4 separate regions of the Homo sapiens genome follow, and all the other regions are linked to region 1. A link is a contact called in ENCODE Hi-C or POLR2A ChIA-PET data. All regions are on one chromosome and are shown on one strand. The core of a region is the stretch at or near the end of the contact, and the rest is flanking DNA. Distances in the headings are between cores, read along the strand shown.

What was found. A loop is a pair of places that touch in the nucleus more often than their neighbours do. ChIA-PET counts read pairs that join two places held with the same protein, here RNA polymerase II (POLR2A). Pooled maps may share reads with other maps.
Region 2: a loop to region 1 is called in a pooled map, with 13 times the contacts of the local background. The contact joins the promoter of LINC02038 here to the promoter of TMEM44-AS1 in region 1. A Hi-C loop is called at or near these places in 2 of 50 pooled maps. POLR2A ChIA-PET finds 5 or more read pairs at or near these places in 2 of 52 experiments (HCT116 and HEK293).
Region 3: POLR2A ChIA-PET joins it to region 1 with 40 read pairs in activated CD4-positive, alpha-beta T cell. The contact joins the enhancer-like site here to the promoter of TMEM44-AS1 in region 1. POLR2A ChIA-PET finds 5 or more read pairs at or near these places in 2 of 52 experiments (Panc1 and activated CD4-positive, alpha-beta T cell).
Region 4: a loop to region 1 is called in a pooled map, with 4 times the contacts of the local background. The contact joins the promoter of LINC02026 here to the promoter of TMEM44-AS1 in region 1. A Hi-C loop is called at or near these places in 2 of 50 pooled maps. POLR2A ChIA-PET finds 5 or more read pairs at or near these places in 3 of 52 experiments (WTC11, activated naive CD8-positive, alpha-beta T cell and naive thymus-derived CD4-positive, alpha-beta T cell).

What each region holds. Positions count from the first base shown.
Region 1 is chr3:194,582,778-194,585,517 of GRCh38, forward strand. TMEM44-AS1 (TMEM44 antisense RNA 1) reads left to right here and starts at 1,491. Exons shown (of 3, transcript NR_047575.1): 1 at 1,491-1,671. RefSeq lists enhancers at 757-1,422, 1,458-1,507 and a silencer at 1,008-1,267.
Region 2 is chr3:193,842,604-193,845,343 of GRCh38, forward strand. It overlaps LINC02038 (long intergenic non-protein coding RNA 2038), which reads right to left and starts at 1,406. Exons shown (of 3, transcript NR_146718.1): 1 at 1,049-1,406; 2 at 475-622; 3 at 1-152. RefSeq lists a silencer at 1-100.
Region 3 is chr3:195,184,383-195,187,122 of GRCh38, forward strand. The region is part of intron 2 of XXYLT1 (xyloside xylosyltransferase 1); the gene reads right to left. Among named protein-coding and RNA genes, the nearest start is that of XXYLT1-AS2, 38 kb to the left of the region's middle. RefSeq lists an enhancer at 1-1,055. Within about 2 kb of position 1,334, at least 5 of the 41 ENCODE cell types and tissues checked have a DNase peak (open chromatin) inside an H3K27ac peak, as active enhancers do.
Region 4 is chr3:194,002,322-194,005,061 of GRCh38, forward strand. LINC02026 (long intergenic non-protein coding RNA 2026) reads right to left here and starts at 1,338. Exons shown (of 3, transcript NR_033944.1): 1 at 1,264-1,338. RefSeq lists a silencer at 864-1,033 and an enhancer at 1,397-1,912.

The sequences.
Region 1 (2,740 bases), core at 241-2,740:
GATGCGAAGACGGTGACCATCCATTTCTCAATACGCCAGTGGCCCTGCCGTGCTACTGAGCCTCGTCAGCCTGTATAATGGAAGCTGAAGATGATGCAGCTCAGGAAAAGCAAGTATGATCTTAAGAACCCTGTAGCTGGAAAGCATGTTCCAAATCAAACCTAATGGAGACAACTACTAGAAGGTATAAAAGTTTTTTTTTTTTTTGAGACAGAATTTTGCTCCTGTTGCCTAGGCTGGAGTGCAGTGGCGCGGTCTCAGCTCACTGCAGCCTCTGCCTCGCCGGTTCAAACGATTCTCCTGCCTCAGCCTCCCAAGTAGCTGAGACTACAGGCGCCCACCACCACGCCCGGCTACTTTTTGTATTTTTGGTAGGGACGGGGTTTCACCATGTTGGCCAGACTGATCTCAAACTCCTGACCTCAGATGATCCGCCCGCCTCACCCTCCCAAAGTGTTGGGATTACAGGCGTGAGCCACCGCGCCCAGCCCAAAAGATTTTAAAAAGGAGTCTCTTGGAGGCAAAGGGACAGAACATTATTGTTTTTCATCATAAACCTTTTGGTGCAATCTGATTTTCTTTTTTTAAACCATGTACTTGCACTATTTTTATCTCAAAAAAGGTTTTTAATGCATTTAAAAACAAAGAAAAGAATGGTTTATAATACACCGTTAGGCTTCTGGGAGGTCTGAAACACACTATGAACCGTAAAATAACCTTGTAATTATCTCCTTAAAAACCGAGTGGGGTGGGCCAGGCGTGGTGGCTCACGCCTGTAATCCCAGCACTTTGGGAGGCCGAGGCGGGCGGATCACGAGGTCAGGAGTTCGAGACCAGCCTGACCAACATGGTGAAACTCCGTCTCCACTAAAAATACAAAAATTAGCCGGGCGTCGTGGCGCGCCCCTGTAGTCCCAGCTATTCAGTCGCAGAAGAATCGCTTGAATTCGGCAGGCGGAGGCTGCAGTCAGCAGAGACCGCGCCACTGCATTCCAGCCTGGGCGACAGAGACTCCGTCTCAAATAAACAAACCAAAACTGAACTACGGAGACGCCCTCGACAGTTCTTTCCCGGCTGCGTCGCCGCTGGCTGAGGTCAGAAACGCCGGCCTTCGGCTGCGGCGGCGGCTGCGGCGGCGGGGCGGGGCCGCGGGACTCTCGCTCCTCGCGGGAGGCGGTGGCTGCGGAGTGCGCACGCGCGGAACCGCAATTCCGTTCTTCCCGGAAGTGCCCTGCTGGTGCTGGGAGTAGGGCGCAAGATGTCGGCGGATGCAGCTCCGAGGAGGTAGGCAGTGGGAGCCGGCGTTCAGTCCGGCCCGTGCCAACAGTGGTTCCTCTCTCCCCCGTAGTTCGAGGAGACCACGCGCTGCCCCTCTGGCACGATCGTGGATGAACCCCCTGGCAACTGAAATGGGAAAGGCAGCGCCCCCGACTCTGGGGACTGGACCGAAGTCCACGGTAGTGACAGCTGCCAGACCCTGAGGAGAGGACGAGAAGACCCGAGGCCTCTGCTACGAACACTGGCAGCCGATGGAAAATTCAGACGGATTTGGGACAGTATGCAGAGTTCTCCAAGCGACAGATTAACAGAGGCTCTTGAAGAATAACTGCGTAATCACGTGTTCTGCTCAAAAGAAGGCCTGAATGCCCAGTGCCTTATTTGGCTTTCAGGGTTGGTGAAAGAAAAAGCAAAGTAGATGCTTTCTAATGCTAAGTCATTTAATGTAGCACCATTCCTTGAACTTCTTTCATCTCTAAGGTCGTCCCTTTCACCTGATGATGACCTTTGGGCCATCGTACAGGCATGTGTAAACTTGGAGATCTTCCTCAACATTGCACCATATCTTGGGTTCATTCAAGGCAGAGTCTCCTTGCAAAAGCATTCTAAAACAATGTAAAGTCGAAGAGAGTAGAGCAATACCTCCATAGTTGGAAAATGTGGAGGAGGCCAATTAAGGGACAGAAAAAGAAGTGCAGAGAATCTTGGAATTGTTGCAAAATTATTCTGGAGATATTTCTAAGTCTCCTCTATCCTTTTCCTTAGTGATTAATACAGGTTTTTATATTAAGTGGACAGTAAAATCCAAACAGAAAGAGGTATATGTCGTATAATGAAGCCTATGTTCAAAGTATATCTGAAATTTGTTTTTATAATGTCTTTCTTGAGAGCTTATAAAGATGTCAGTATTCTGTGGGAAACAAATTGGCACATGCATAAAAGAGAAAAAATGAAAAAAATCAGGCCCAACTTTCAGTTTACAGATGAGGAAACTGTGACATAGAAAAGGAAATGACAAAGATCACACTGAATCAGACCTGGGAACTGGAGCCCAGCCATGCTCCTTGGCCCAGTGCCTCTTCTTATTCTAGGAGCTCATACCCCTTTGAAAGAAACATAATATGAATGTGTCTTCAAATGATGCTCATAAATCTCTTCATCATACTGAGGGAGGGAGATAAGGGGATTAGTTCTTCAGGATCTAGACAGGCTTTCAAGAAAATCTTTAGCTGGGTGCGGTGGCTCATTCGTGTAATCCCAGCGCTTTGGGAGGCTGAGGCAGGTGGATCACCTGAGGTCAGGAGTTCCAGATCAGGCTGGCCAACAGCGTCTCTACTAAAAATACAAAAATTAGCCAGGCATGGTGGCGGGAGCCTGTAATCCCAGCTACTCGGGAGGCTGAGGCAGGAGAATCGCTTGAACCTGGGAGGCGGAGGTTGCAGTGAAGTGAGATCGTGCCATT
Region 2 (2,740 bases), core at 156-2,655, 740 kb before region 1:
CAATAAGCAGAGTCGTGCTGGGCTAGCTGCGCCGCTTCTGCCGTGGAAGAACAGGTTCGGCAGCCAATCTCCTGGGAGGAGCCCTCTTTGGTGGAAATTTGGACACACAGGAAGAGCACACACTGGTGGGGCCTTGTTCCCTGCAGCACCATCTGGGTGAAAAGGAGGCCAGCATACGCAGTTTGGAAGCAAGAAGTCACAGCATGAAATATGCAGGACTTCCCTCTCCTAAGGCACAGTTTTCCCAGGTTCAAAATAAGCAGCGTGATGTCCTCTGCCCACCCACCCCCTCCTTTTCTTGTAGTGTCCCTTATCTCACTTAACAAAGTGTGGGCTCTCACCAAACCAGAGAGCCTTCCTGAAACAGGCAGAGAGAGCACTGCTCCCCACCCCTCACATCCTCCCTACCCTTTCCCCCGACCCCCCTCGCCAAGCCACAGAGGGAGGGCAGTTCCCAGGGTAAGCCTCGTGTACCAAAAACGGTCTGTGCTCTGCGTGTGCGAGGATTGAGAGCCACAGTGGACTAAAGCCAGGAGACTTGGTGTCGAGTTCTAGCTCTGCCACCAACATGTTCAGCGGCTTGGAGCATGTCACTTGGTGTCACCACGCCTCCGTTTTCTCTCTGTAAAACAATCCAGGTAGTACGGTATTTCAGTGTTGCAAAGATCCTTAGAGATTTAGTCCAGGAGTTGGCAAAATACAGTCCACTGGCCAATCTTGTTCACCACTTGTCTTTGTAAATAAAGTTTTATTGGAATACAACCACGCCCCTCCATTTACAACCCATCTGTGGCTGCTTTCATGCTACAGTGGTGGCTTTGGATAGTTGAGAGAGATACTGACCATGTGGTCTACAAGCCTAAAATATTATATTTGTCTCTTTACATAAAAAGTTTGCCAGCCCCTGCTCTAGGCCAACATCATCATGTTAACAACACAGAAAGAGAGGCATGGGCAGATTAAGGAATTTGCCAAACTCATAGAGCAAGTCAGGGCAGAGGCTGGGACAGCCTGGCGCTCCTGATTTACATTGGCCCAGAGTTCTTACCTGGTCTAAAGCTCTCCGTCTGATTCTAGGTAGAAGCTGTGCTGGGGAGAAGCCTTGTGGGGATAGAGGAGCCGGTTCCATGAAAGAAGTCTATGCAGTTGGGGCAGAACCCTGAGACTTCTGCAGCAGGGACAGTTCTGTTGCATTCTGTATGGGTCAGCGTGAGGCTACCACACCTCAGGGCTGCTGAGCTTAAGAGAGGAGCCAAATGGCTCTCTTGATAGGAAATGGGGCTTCAGGTTGAAATCAGATGAGAGCTGGCCTCTGAGGACATTTTAACCACAGGTCACAGCTCTTGGTAAACTTTAGTTGGCTTTTGAACCACGGGGAGACATTTTTTCTTGCCTCTTTACTTACTGGCTATTTCCTCCTTCTAGCATTCATTAATCTGACTGGTTAACCATTGAACCCAACTCAGTCTCCTCTTGTTTCAAATCTTGTTCTCCCTGTTGGCTTCAGAAAAAGAGTTCACACTAAACAAACCTACTTTTTTTCTCTTTCTTTTCACAGCCAGAGCCAAGTGATAAAGGAGGTGGGGTCAGGGGTGCTATGTTTACTCTAAAAGACACACCCAAACCTGAGCTCTGGGAGTGGGGAGGGCCCTTCTAATGCAGGCCAGCCATTTTCAGAAAGAAATGTATCAGCTGCAACAGACACAAGGCAAAAGCAGCTTAATTAATTGGCCTATGGGCACAATTTAGAGAAGAGATTTATACAAGCCTTAATTTTTCTGATTTCTCCATCATTGTGTAAAGTATCATATTTCCTGCTTCTTAACACAATTGCTATTTGCTTTAAATCCACCAGTTAAATGGAGAGTGGCTTATAAAAGGAGAATTATAAGAATGGAGGAGGGAACAGAGCCGAGGCTGTGGGAAGGAAAAAGAGAAAGGGGCTGGGGCAATGTAAGGGAAGAGCCTTCTGAACAGAAGGGCCTCAGAGCCTGACATCAGCCCTGTCACCACTTTCCTGTGAATTGTTAGGGTCTGCTGGAATGTAAGCTCCATGAGGACAGGATTTTATTTGTTCACTGCTGTATCCCCAGCACCTAGAATAGTGTCTGACATGGAGTAGGTGCTCAGATGTGTATTTGCTGAATGAACGAACACAGTCTTTCAGCAGGGAATTGAGGCCCCACAGTGGTTCATGTGTTGTCTTTGTCCAAACGGATTCAGAAGCTCCTCTTGAATTGGCACAGAAGTCACCATAAAACTTCATGAAGGACAAGAAGGACTCTCTCTCTCCTGAACCATGAAGATAGCTGCAGAAAAATCTCACCCCCAAGGGTAGTATTTCCACTAAACACCCAGGGAGATCCAGGCAGTGCCCAACACAGCCCTGTCATTGTGAGTTTCTCCTTGTCATTCAAAGGGACCATATGTACACAATGTACACAATGGGAATTTATACCTTATTCTAATAATGCCTACTAGTTAGTGAACACTATTTTGTGTCAGGCATTTCACAAATATTTTCTCATTTAGTCTTCATGGTAACATTGCTAGGTAGCTATTATTACCCCCATTTTACAGATGAGAAAATGAAAGGTTACTGATATGGTTTGGCTGTGTCCCCACCCAAATCTCATCTTGAATTATGGTTCCCATAATCCCCACACGTGGTGGGAGGGACCCAGTAGGCGGTAATTTATTCATGGGCGTGGTTACCTCCATGCTGTTCTCGTGATACTGA
Region 3 (2,740 bases), core at 84-2,583, 600 kb after region 1:
CTGTCAAACACCTTTAGATCATAACAAAGGGCTAACTGAACGGCATGATCTTTAAACCGAAAACATGATTAAACCTTTGCCTTTAAACTGAAACCATGATTAAAATCCCAACTCACCTTGTTGGCTGACACCATACCTCAGACTATCTTAATAAATGGCCTCCTAATTCTGGAAGTTTAAGAAAATCCTCAAAATGGTTTGGAAGAACCCCCCCAAGAAACATTTAAGTCTCCCTGATTAGGTCTACTTACCCAGAAACAAGGTCTCTTCAGGACTCACCGGAGAACCAACAGAATTCCTTCCCCACCCCACACACAGCCGGTAAAACTTCCAATATTTGAGTCTATCATAGACACAGTAGGCTGGGAAAATATTCCAGGGAACTTAGCATTCTGAAAGAAGTGACTACTTCAATTAGGAAAAAAATCTGAAGTTCCCTTTCAGGCCAAATCATTCTCATTCATCTTTACCAATAAAATGGTCTACATTCAAATGGTAAGTTTGATCCCCGCATCATCAATCATCCTTTCAGTTTCGTTTGATCAAATGTTGGGCATTTATACAGCTCATTTTACAAACCATACAAATCAGAAGGTAGAAGTCAGGAGGGCCTGGCACCCCTCATGCCTGCCCTCTTGCAGAGCAGTGACAGCTCCACAAATGACCTCACTCCCATTAAAGAAAAAAGGAAGGAAAGAAGGAAGAAGGAAGGAAGGAAGGAAGGAAGGAAGGAAGGAAGGAAGGAAGGAAGGAAGGAAGGAAGGAAGGAAAAAAGAAAAAGAAAAGGAAAGGAAAGGGGAAGGAACAGAGGGTGCTGGAGAATAGGGAAGAAAGGTCTGTTCTGGGAAACAGAACAGTAGGGGTTTTGGAATGCTCAGTGTCTTAGAACTTAGACTAAAGACTGGAAACACCAGCTCAGGGAATATTCCATCGTGGTCATCTGATTGCTGGAACATGAAACTTGGAGCACATCTGCAGTGAAATGGGGGAGGAATAAAGATACTGAAAGGACATTCTCCAGAACCATGAGGACAGAGAGACTTCAGCAGAAAATAGGCCACTAGTATTTTGGGGTCCTGCTTCAGGAGCAAAACTTTGGTCCAGAGAGGTTTAGGGCTGGGTTTTTTTTTTTTTTTTTTTCACTTTGATTTCTGAGGTCACTGAAGGACCATGGGTAATAAGGTCAATTTGTGCTGATTTATAAAAATCAGCCTTCTGACTTCAGAGCTGTGGCACACATTATTTTAGACTCTGAGGTCATGTTAGTCACAGGTGTTGGGCTGGCCTGGCCTGAGGAGCAGGTCGACACACCCTCTGGGCGCTGAGGGACACAATGGGGACGGCATCTTCACTTTCTTCCTTCCGGTCCTTCCTGAGTGCTTGCAAGTGAGCCCAACCCTTACTTCTCTAAAAGAGGCTCACACCCCATCTACATACCTGGACACTCCCTCTCCTTGCACAACAAGACCAGAGGCCTCTCCCTTCCCTTTCCCACCTCTCTTCAGTCACTTTCACTCAGACCTTTCTTTTCCTGTGAAGGCTTCCTGCTCCCTTGGCCCTCAAGCTCTGAAGACCAGTCCACAGCTTTCTGGCTCTAGGGTCCCTGCAACACCTACCACGAGCTCTCAACCTCCCCTCTCACCTAAGAAGTCCAGGCCACTGTGCTCCTAAGTGCCTGGACCGCCTCCTCAGCTGCCTTCTGCTACATGATCAAGTTTCCCCAGAACTTTTGAAAGCCACCACAGAGCTGCTCCCAGACATGTCATTCCCCTCTTCAAAACCTTCCATTGCTGGTTCCCTCACCACAACCCAACAACTGGAACTCTTCGTTGAGCTTCACTGTGCTCTCCAGGGATCCTCAAGTCCAGACCATTCTTTCAGGTCCATCCCACAGAAGAACGCATGCAAAAGTACTTAAGTCACTGGATGAAAATGCAAACCATATTACTCCATTGGTTAAAATGCCACCAGTGGTTGCAAATCCCACTGTCCCCAGGATAAAGTCCCCAATCCCTCGCACAGCTTTCAAGGCCCTGAATAGCCTGACCGGGGTGTGCTCCAGGCAGCTAAGGCTTCAGCTTCTGGGGCACATCAAGCTCCTTCCACCCACAAAGCTTTTCCACTCAATATGCTCTCGGCCTCACTCTTCTTCCTCCGTGTCTTGGCCTGGCTAAGTCCCACCCACTTGTCTCACCTTAAATGTCACTGTCTGGAGGAAGTCTTTAGTAACAATCCCCCCCCACACACCCTGAATCCCCCACTCGGGCAGCACCTGGACTTCCCCTTCGTTGCCCTTATTGCAGCTGTTCCCATTATCTGCTTAATGTCTATCTTCACTGTACATTCCATGAGGACAGAGACCGACCCCATCTGTTTTTCTAACCCCCATGTCCTTAGCACCTAGGCAAGATCTGGCTCACAGGTGAAACTGAATAAATCTTTGCTGAGTGAGTGAAGTGCTGGTGATAACCTCTCCACGGACCTGGGCCCTCTAACCCACAACACTGGCTGAAGTTTTTTTTTTTTTTTTGAAACAGACTCTTGCTCTGTCACCCAGGCTAGAGTGCAGTGGCGCGATCTCGGCTCACCGCAACCTCCACCTCCTGGGTTCAAGTGATTCTCCTGCCTCAGCCTCCTGAATAGCTGGGATTACAGGTGCCCACCACCGTGCCCAGCTAATTTTTATATTTTTAATAGAGACGGGAATTAGCCAGGCGTGGTGGCGGGCGCCTGTAGTCCC
Region 4 (2,740 bases), core at 88-2,587, 580 kb before region 1:
GCGTAACGATGGCACTGTCCTCCTGAAGTCACCGTGAGGATGAAACAAGGCAATGTCCCTAAACCAAGTGCCTGCCGTAGTGTCTGCTCTTGTTACTCATAACCATGGGCTGCTCTTACTGGACGGTGCTTGTGACCGCAAGAACCCTAAGGGCCAGGGCTATTCATCTCTGAATCTCTCTCTGCAGTGTTTAGAGGTGCTGTCCACAAGTCAGGTGTTCAATTTCTATCTTCTGAAGGACTGAACAAAACATGGCTATGAAAAGGGACAAAATGAATCAAGCCTTAATGCAAAGACACAGTAAATGCAGGTGAAATGACGGGAAAGGAGAAAGGAATGTAGGAAAGTAAATGGGGGAGAGGAGACGGTGCACCGCCTTCAGAGGAGAAAAATTCCTATTAAATTCCTGTTCCGCCTGTAATCTCAGCACTTTGGGAGGCCGAGTTGGGTGGATCACCTGAGGTCAGGAGTTCGAGACCAGCCTGACCAACATGGTGAAACCCCATCTCTACTAAAAATACAAAAATTAGCCAGGCCTGGTGGCAGGCGCTTGTAATCCCAGCTACTCGGGAGGCTGACGCTGGAGAATCCCTTGAACCCCGGAGGCGGAGGTTGCAGTGAGCCAAGATCTCACCACTGCACTCCAACCCGGACAACAGAGCGAGACTCTGTCTCAAAAAATAAAAAATTCTCGTTCATCTCTTAACGTGGGGACTTGCCCATTTATATTTGGACGGTATTTTTCTCTGGCTGTCCCACTTCCCGGGGCCTTGGAGCTCCCTCCCCCGCAGGGCGGCTTCTCTCCTCCTCCTCCCTCCTCCCTCCCGCTCCCAGGGGAAGGGCCGCGGCCGCAGCCCTGACCTCGCCTCCCACGCGGGCCAGCAGCCGGCCAGCCCGCGGGCGGGGCAGGAAGGGGGAGCCGAGGCTCCGGGCACCCGAGATCCTTAACTGCAGCTTCCAAAGCCCTGGCTGATCCTAATCAGTGTGGGAAAGGAGCGCCGGGCCCAGCCCGCCGGCCGGAGACGCCGCCTCTTTTCATAAACTTTATCGCCGCGGTGCACAGCCGCTGATAAAGCACCATAAATAAACGAGCGGGCGGGAGTGCGCGGCTGTCTGGAGGCTGCCGGAGCGCACGCCCTGCCTCGGCCCTGCAGCTCCCGGGGGAAATGAATCACACGCCGGGCTGCAAAGAGCAGCATGTTCTCCTCTCCAGACCAAGGCCGTAAATAATAATGCGTTCTTTCCCTACGTGGAGACCCTCACCTTTTGTCTTGTGCATTCCGTAAAAAGCTCAGGAGTTTCCTTCCGGCTGCCTGGCCTCCCCTCCTTGCCCCGGGGGGTTAGGAGTGCTCTGTTCTGACTTAGGCGTTTCCCTAGGGTGGAGCTCCTGGGCCTGGGTTGGGCCTGGGCGTGTGGCTCCGTGATCGTAAGTCCCCTCTGGCTCTTGCACAACAGACCGAGGCTGGAGCAGGGCAGGGAGGCCGCAGTGGGGCCTGGGTTAGGAGGGGGGTGGTTTGACATCTCTAGTGGTAAGTGATGGTGAGCCCGGTTCCCGCCGTGGTGGCCACGGACATGTGTGGTGGATAGCCTGCTGCAGCTGAGTCATCGAGGAACCCTGGGTACAGCTTATTCAGAGGCCAAGGGAGAGTGCATACCCTGATCACAAAGAAAGAAGACTTTGCCCCACTTGATGGCGTGTTCAGCAGGCCGCATGATCCGTGTCCCTTAGCTGTTGAAGTTTTGACTTGGGGGGTGCCCGAAGTTAATCTATGGTACAATTTTGGGGAGTAGAGTTTGAGGATGATTCCATGAACATGAAACAATCTAGAAAGTCAGTGGTGTGTGGAACAGCCCAAAGCAGGCCAGCTCCGCCACAAGGTCCAGTCTCTAACCCAACCCTGCTGCCACTCAGCTCTGTGGCCTCGGGCAGCCACTGCCCTTCTCTGAGCCTCAGTTTCCCCATCCTTCTAATGATCTCTAAAGAGATCTTCCAGCTCTTCTGCTCACTTAGTGAGAAATAACATCCTTGCTATAAATTCTTCCATTTCCGAGGTGTCCCAGCACAGGCCCCTCTGAAGAAACACTGTAATGTCCACTTAGAAGAAACCAGGGCGTGGGCCATTTCTGTAACTGACACCTCGTTAGCGAGATTAGCACTGGAAATTACCTCCTGGGGAGTTTACAGAGGTTCAGGAGCCCTCTAGCCAGAATAAAGTCAGCTTGTGAGGTAAAAAGATTTAAAAATAAAATCCAGTACTTGATTACAGCATTAGGTCAGTGTTTCTCTGCGCCCCAAGGATAAGCTCCATGGTGGCTGGGGTTCTGCTTCCTGTGAGAAGGATTGGCTGGCTTGAAACATCTCATCCCCAAAAGTCAAATGTTTCCTTTAGTGGGAAGCAGGGCCGGGAAGGAAGGAACTTCTGGTTGCAGCTCTAGAGAGTGGAATCTAGGAGTCCTGATAGATTATTTATGGTTCAGCACTCCTAGAGAGTGTGGATTTTGGGAGCTGACTCCTCCAGCCATGGCCAACAAGAGCCGATCACTCATGAAATAGAAATGAACAATGGCAGCCAGGCACCGTGGCTCACGCCTGTAATCCCAGCACTTTGGGAGGCGGAGGCGGGTGGATCACGAGGTCATGAGTTCTAGACCAGCCTGGCTAACATGGTGAAACCATGTCTCTACTAAAAATACAAAAATTAGCTGGGTGTAGTGGCGGGCGCCTATAATCCCAGCTACT